2 separate regions of the Mus musculus genome follow, and region 2 is linked to region 1. Evidence: chromatin loops called from intact Hi-C (ENCODE). Cell type or tissue: heart. All regions are shown on one strand. Each heading gives the region's core, and the rest is flanking DNA. Links, peaks and the distances in the headings are about the cores only. Region 1 has its middle 3.0 kb from the start of Gm23266. Region 2 holds the start of Gm23311 (a small nucleolar RNA gene).

Region 1 (2,916 bases), core at 226-2,725:
TCTGCAACATGCCTGCTGTTATGTTTCAATCACATGGTTCTGAACTGAGTTCTGAAGGTTGTCTTATAATTTGTACATGTGCACCACAACATGAGCCTACACAACACACATAAAGCACACAAGTACACACATGCATATGTGCAATACACACACAAGCACACAATAGATAAATAAAGGTTAATATTAAAAATAACAGCCTCTCAGAGACTGTGAGCATATCTTGTGCTGATATTGTGGGTCAGGCACTACCTTGGGCATACAGGCCCTTAAAAATCATCACAACATGCCAAGTGCTATGGGCCAAGAGCTCCCATTCTCCTTGCAGGGCAATATGATAGAAAGAAACCATTTTGTGATGTTGGTGATATCATGAGTCAGCAGGAGAATAAAGGAGGCTAACTCTGGAAGGGTGGCAGAAAGCAGATAACAAGCTTCTGGCATGTGGAAGTCCTTCAAAGATAACAGTGAAGCCAGTGCAATGGTCCTGAGGTGAGCACGTTCCTGCTCAAGGAATAGGAAAGTAGAGCAGCAAACCCATGGCAGAGGAAGTGAGAAGCTTGAAGTAGGATTTATCACCAGAATGTGAGCAGGGCAGGAATGAGCAGGTCATGGAGAGCCCTCTGAAAATAGGAAGGAACCTGCTTGTCACTTAGAACAAGACAGGAAGGGTTGGAAGATGTACATGGTGAAGATATGTAAACTAATTCACTGTTAGATGTGTGACTCTGGCTTCAAGACTGAGAATAGACAAAAGTACCAGCAGGGAGAGTTAGGATGCTGGGGAGAGATCCAGGAGCCTAGCTGGACCAGCACGTTCCTTGGCTACAATGAGGAGTCAGATAACAGATGTTTGTAAGATGGTGTCAGGGCTGGGGAGATGGCTTGGTGGATAAAGTGCTTGCTAGGCAAGCTTGAGGACATGTGCTCTGATCCCCAGCCTCCTCTCAAATTCCTGCTTGGCATGGTTACAGGCTTGTAGTCTCACATTTCAGAAACACTAAACAGGAAATGTTCCAGGTTAGCTAGAAGAGCCATACCCCTAAGCTTTCAGGTCACACACATGTGCACACATGTGAGTCCACTTGCACATGAACATGCACACGCACCACACATCTACAGAGAAAGAATACAGTGTTGGTGAGAATCAACACCTGAATGTGACATTTAGGAGACTTCAATAGTAAAAAAAAAAAAAAAAAAAAGACAGGGTTCCTTGTATAAGAGGCATTTGCTGAAATGAACACCCTGTGGCTGGGCAGACGACAGGGAAGGAGAGGAAACAAAGATATCCAGAGCACAAACTTGGAGGGAAATCCAGAAGCTACTGCTGACCTGGGACCTGTTGGCAAACTTCAGGTCCCACACTAATGGAAGAGGGAACTGAGCTCAGACATGAGTCCTGTGGTCAGGCAGGCAGGGCTTTCTGCAAACCCAGAAGAAGCTCTCACCCTGACTCCTCCAGCCTAGACATCTGCTGAGACTTAACAGGAAACAAGCTGAGTAATGTTGAACTTTCACTCCCAGTGTTTAGAGGAAGTGCATCTGTGCAGGCTCTCTGATGCCCAACTTACTGAAAGTGGGCCAGAGTCTCTTTCACTTTTGGAGACCAGTTTCCTTGTGAAGAATCTTTTTCAAGGACACACACTCCAGTGGAAGAGTGGGGTAAGTACTGGGACCCAGACTCCAACAAATGACTTAGTTGTGGGAAGATAAAGTCTGGCCTCACCTCACTAAGGAGTATGTGGCAGACATGGGAACCTTGTCCTTGAAACCAGGACCCAGCCTCTGCTTGGAGAGTCTGTAGGCCAGCTCTGATGGGTGATAGACTGCTGGATTCACCTGACTGGTCCATGTAATTGTGCCTGTCATAGCCTACCCTGCACCTTCCTGTCTGCCCTGAATCTGCAGGAATTAGTGTCCTGAATGATGAGTTATTCAGAGGGAGGACCAGGAAAGATATATATTATATATATATATATTATCTGTTCTATTTACAGGGGTTGGTGTGGGAAAGCCAAGTTACCCATAGAGTTATGTTAGACAAATTTAGTGTGGAAAACACAGGAAACCTCAACACAGTTGCTGTAAGATTGATAATCACAGCCCAAGGGGAAGAGTGGGTCCCCAGATATTATAATCTTGACTCCTCTGAGGCACAGGATTTCATGTCAGACTGGCCTTGATAAGTCCACTCCTGGACAAGGACACTGAACTGATATTCCTTTTGTCCTTTCATCAGGGCCTCTGTGTCAGTCTGTCCCCTACAGTCTTGTGGCCCTTTGGCTTTCTCTGGGTAATGTGCCATCCATCAAATAGTTAGTTGTGTGGTGCCCAGGGACAGACTTCTAAAGATTCCTTCAAAGCATCTAGCCTGAACTTAGACTGAGCCTTTACTCCCCCTCTGTCCTGTATCTTCCCACCTTACCCTGGGCCACAGTAATGGCTGAAGTATTGATCTCCTTAGAGTGGGACATCAGAAAAGGAAGGGATTAAGGACATGGGATAATGCATGTCCTGCATGGTCCATCATGCATCCTCCCATCCCTGTGTTCCTGTCCTCCCACCCTCCTGACCTTGTTACACCAGCACCCACTTTTTCATCCCCAAACCCTCATCCCTTGATTTGCATCCTCTAATCCTCCCTCCCATCATGTTCTAACCTGCATCCCTTCCACTTCTTGCTTCTACATTTCCCCACTCTCACTTTCTAGATTCCCACCTTCCCACTCCTCCTCTCCATCAATTTCTCTGCCTAGGCTGGGCCAAGTCTTCCCTAGTGTGGTTCTCCAAATTAAAGAGTGCTAGATCTCCTGCATACTGCTACTGTGGGGACTAGTGCCTTACTTCATGAGCAATACTACTATGCAGCAACAAACCCAGCAAACCCAAGGGGTTAACAGCACCCAAGATTTAATG
Region 2 (2,916 bases), core at 320-2,819, 58 kb before region 1:
GTCCTGCTTGTGGAAGATAGATCCTGGTTACATTTGGATCAGTATGTAGAACTCTTGGCTCCTCTAGCACCATGTCTGCCTGCCTAATGCCTTGCTTCCTACCATAATAATAATGGACTGAATCTCTATATTTGTAAGCTAGCCACAATTAAATATTTGCCTTTATGAAAGTTGCCTTGGTCATGGTGTCTCTTCACAATAATGAAACCCTAACTAAGGCATGTGCCAAAGGGACTTTATTTGGTGTTCTGTATGTTTCTTATATCTTTATATAAGTCTTCTTCAGGTTAGAAAATTTTTCTTTTATGATTTCATTGAAAAATATTTTCAGGGACTTTGACTGAGCTAGTATTCTTGTCTTCCCTGTTTTATTGTTTGTTGGTTGGTTGGTTTGTTAAGTTTGGTGTTTTCATGGTGTCCCATATTCCCTGGATGTTTTGTGTCAAGGATTTTTTTGGATTTAACATTTTCTTTGACAAATTTATCCATTTCTACTATGGTATCTTCAATGCCTGAGAGTCTTGTATCTCTTGTATTCTGTTAATGAAGTTTAGCTTTATAGTTCCTGTTTGTTTTCATAACATTTTCAGTTCCTCAGTTTGTGACAAGCAGTAAGCAGTAAACTGGCACTCATTGGCCAGAAAACTATCCAATCACCAAAAGAAACCTTGTTACCACATGGTGCTGAACTAACCAGACATGAGGAAGACTGACCTCTCACCCTACAGAGCACTCAGCTCCAAATGCACCAAAGACATTACCACAGACCTGAACCTGAAACTGCCTGAGGGAAGGTGGTGACTATTTCATGGAGCACCATGGGGAGGCCTTTCTGAAGAGAACGCCAGTCATCAGGGAAATGAGGTAACAGACAAATGGGACCATATGAAATCAAAGGCTGTAATTTGGGGCTCGTTGTTCAATTCTATGACCATCATCTCTAGGAGCATGGCAGCAGACAGGCAAGCATGGTGCTGGGACTGTAGCTGCGAGCTCACATTCTGACCCACAACCATAAGGTAGAGACAGAGATATTGGGGACTGTGCAGTCTTTTAAACTCTCAAAGCTTGCCCCCAATGATGCACATCTCCAACAAGGAGACTGCTCCTATTCCTTTCTAAACAGATGCACCAACTAGGGACAAACATTCAATGTATGAGCTTATGGAGGCCATTCTTACTCAAACCACCACAGTGTCTCAGAACAGCCAGGTGGCTATTCATAATACAATAAATAAATAAATGCTGCCAAGTGTATATAGGGAAAGATAATTTTTGCATTACTTTTTTCTAGGAGTTGTGTTGGTCTGAAAGATTAAAATATATTGCACAAGAAAATATTGATAAAGTAAAATAAAGAACAGAAAAAACAAAAGAACAAACCTCTCAAGTCTCTTACAAGATGGGTCAGCCAGTCGCTCATTGGTGTATAGCAATTTTGTCTGAGATGAAATATTCAACTTGGAAGGAAACTTGTTTCAACATGGAATATATCTTCATTTGCTTCCTGTTGCTGAGATGAACACCAGGACTGCACACAGGCTGCTTGGGGAGGAACACATTCACTTTAGTGTACAACTTACTGTCCTGAGGAGACAGGGCAGGAACCAAGGGCAACACACTGCAGCAGAGGCCATGGAGCAGTGCTTCTCACTGGCTTTCTCTCCAGGGCTTGCTCAGCCTGCTTTCTTACAGGACCCAGGAGCACCTGCTCAGGAAAGGCACCACACACACTGAGCATTGCCATTCTGTATCAATCATGGTGTCCCAGGAAAAGATTAACACAATACCTGCCCCTAGAGGTGTTGCATGTATGGCTGCTGTGTCATGTGTGCATCAGTAGGTGGCAGAGAGGACAGAGTCTATGTTCAGGCACAGTGTTCTGACCTATGGACTTCTCTGAATGATTAGTGGCCTGACACAATCAGAACAAAGCAAGGCCAAGGCAACCAACAGACCTGTGTACTCACAGAGGGGAAGCTGGCCCAGGTGGGGAGCTAGCCCAGGCAGGTGCAAGAGTGAGACCAAGACAGCCACCAAGGGCCTGGACATGGAACTAGCCTGAGATGGCCACCAGGCTGCACTATGCAGGTGAGCCATGGTAGCAGACCATGCCTGAGAGGATCCCTGTCCAGAGCCTTAAAGCATAGACATCACACTCCTGAGACCACCCCAGAGACCACACCAGATGCTCAAATCTCTCATGCCACTAAGAGGTGCAAGTAAGTAGTAGAGAAATGGAAGAGAAAGAAAAGTAGAAAAGTGTGGGTACAATGAGGAAAGGGGGAAATGAAGACTGAGGATAGTGAGGAACAGCTCAATGTGAGTAGCCAGTGATGCCACCTGGGACCATGGTGGGGTCCTGGCCTGTGTTGCTTCTGAGGCCACATCTGGATCCATGGTCCTTCAGCAACAGGGATGAATTTCCATCAAAGGCCAGGCAGAAATCCCTGGTCTGGGCTGCTGTCCAGGAACATATTAATTTTTGAAGGCTGTGAAGAACTGGCCCCACCCTTCTCCTGGGCATTGTGGGAGAACAGGCCCCAGGGTCCATTTCAGCCAGAGAGCTGAATCTGCCCCTAGCAAGCTGGAGTACTCAGGAGAGTATAGAAAAGTTGGCCCTGCCACTGTCTCCCCCAGGGTGGCATGGATGAGGGAGAGACACTCCCCTCCCCTGTCCAACTATTCCTTCACCTCCTGAAGCAGGCAGCAAACCAGGCCCTGTGTTCATGGGAGCTGTAGTGATGGGCCTGCTCCAGCATTTGAGAGAAGGGCCAGCACCTTCCCTGGGGAACATGATACAGCTGCCACTCATGATGAGAGCACAGGGCAGCTGTCCCTGAGCACATGAGGTGGCTCTGAACTTCTCTGCCTTGCATCAGCTTGCGGGAAGGAGAGATTTCCACTCCTCCACTT

What was found. Hi-C counts contacts between places; a loop is a spot of excess contacts. Peaks named below come from ENCODE experiments on the same cell type or tissue, not always from the same donor. Only the 100,000 strongest peaks of a DNase experiment are listed, where the experiment ranks them.
Region 2: it touches region 1 in a loop (9-fold over the local background); 18 of 42 quality-filtered maps call a loop at or near these places.

The regions. Positions count from the first base shown.
Region 1 is chr11:71,229,444-71,232,359 of GRCm38, reverse strand. It overlaps a transcript of Nlrp1b not described here. Among named protein-coding and RNA genes, the nearest start is that of Gm23266, 3.0 kb to the left of the region's middle. In heart, for the core only: no CTCF peak of the experiment used is centred there; a DNase peak (open chromatin) is centred at 1,469.
Region 2 is chr11:71,287,432-71,290,347 of GRCm38, reverse strand. It overlaps Gm23311 (a small nucleolar RNA gene), which reads left to right and starts at 1,790; the gene lies at 1,790-1,923. In heart, for the core only: no CTCF peak of the experiment used is centred there; no DNase peak of the experiment used is centred there.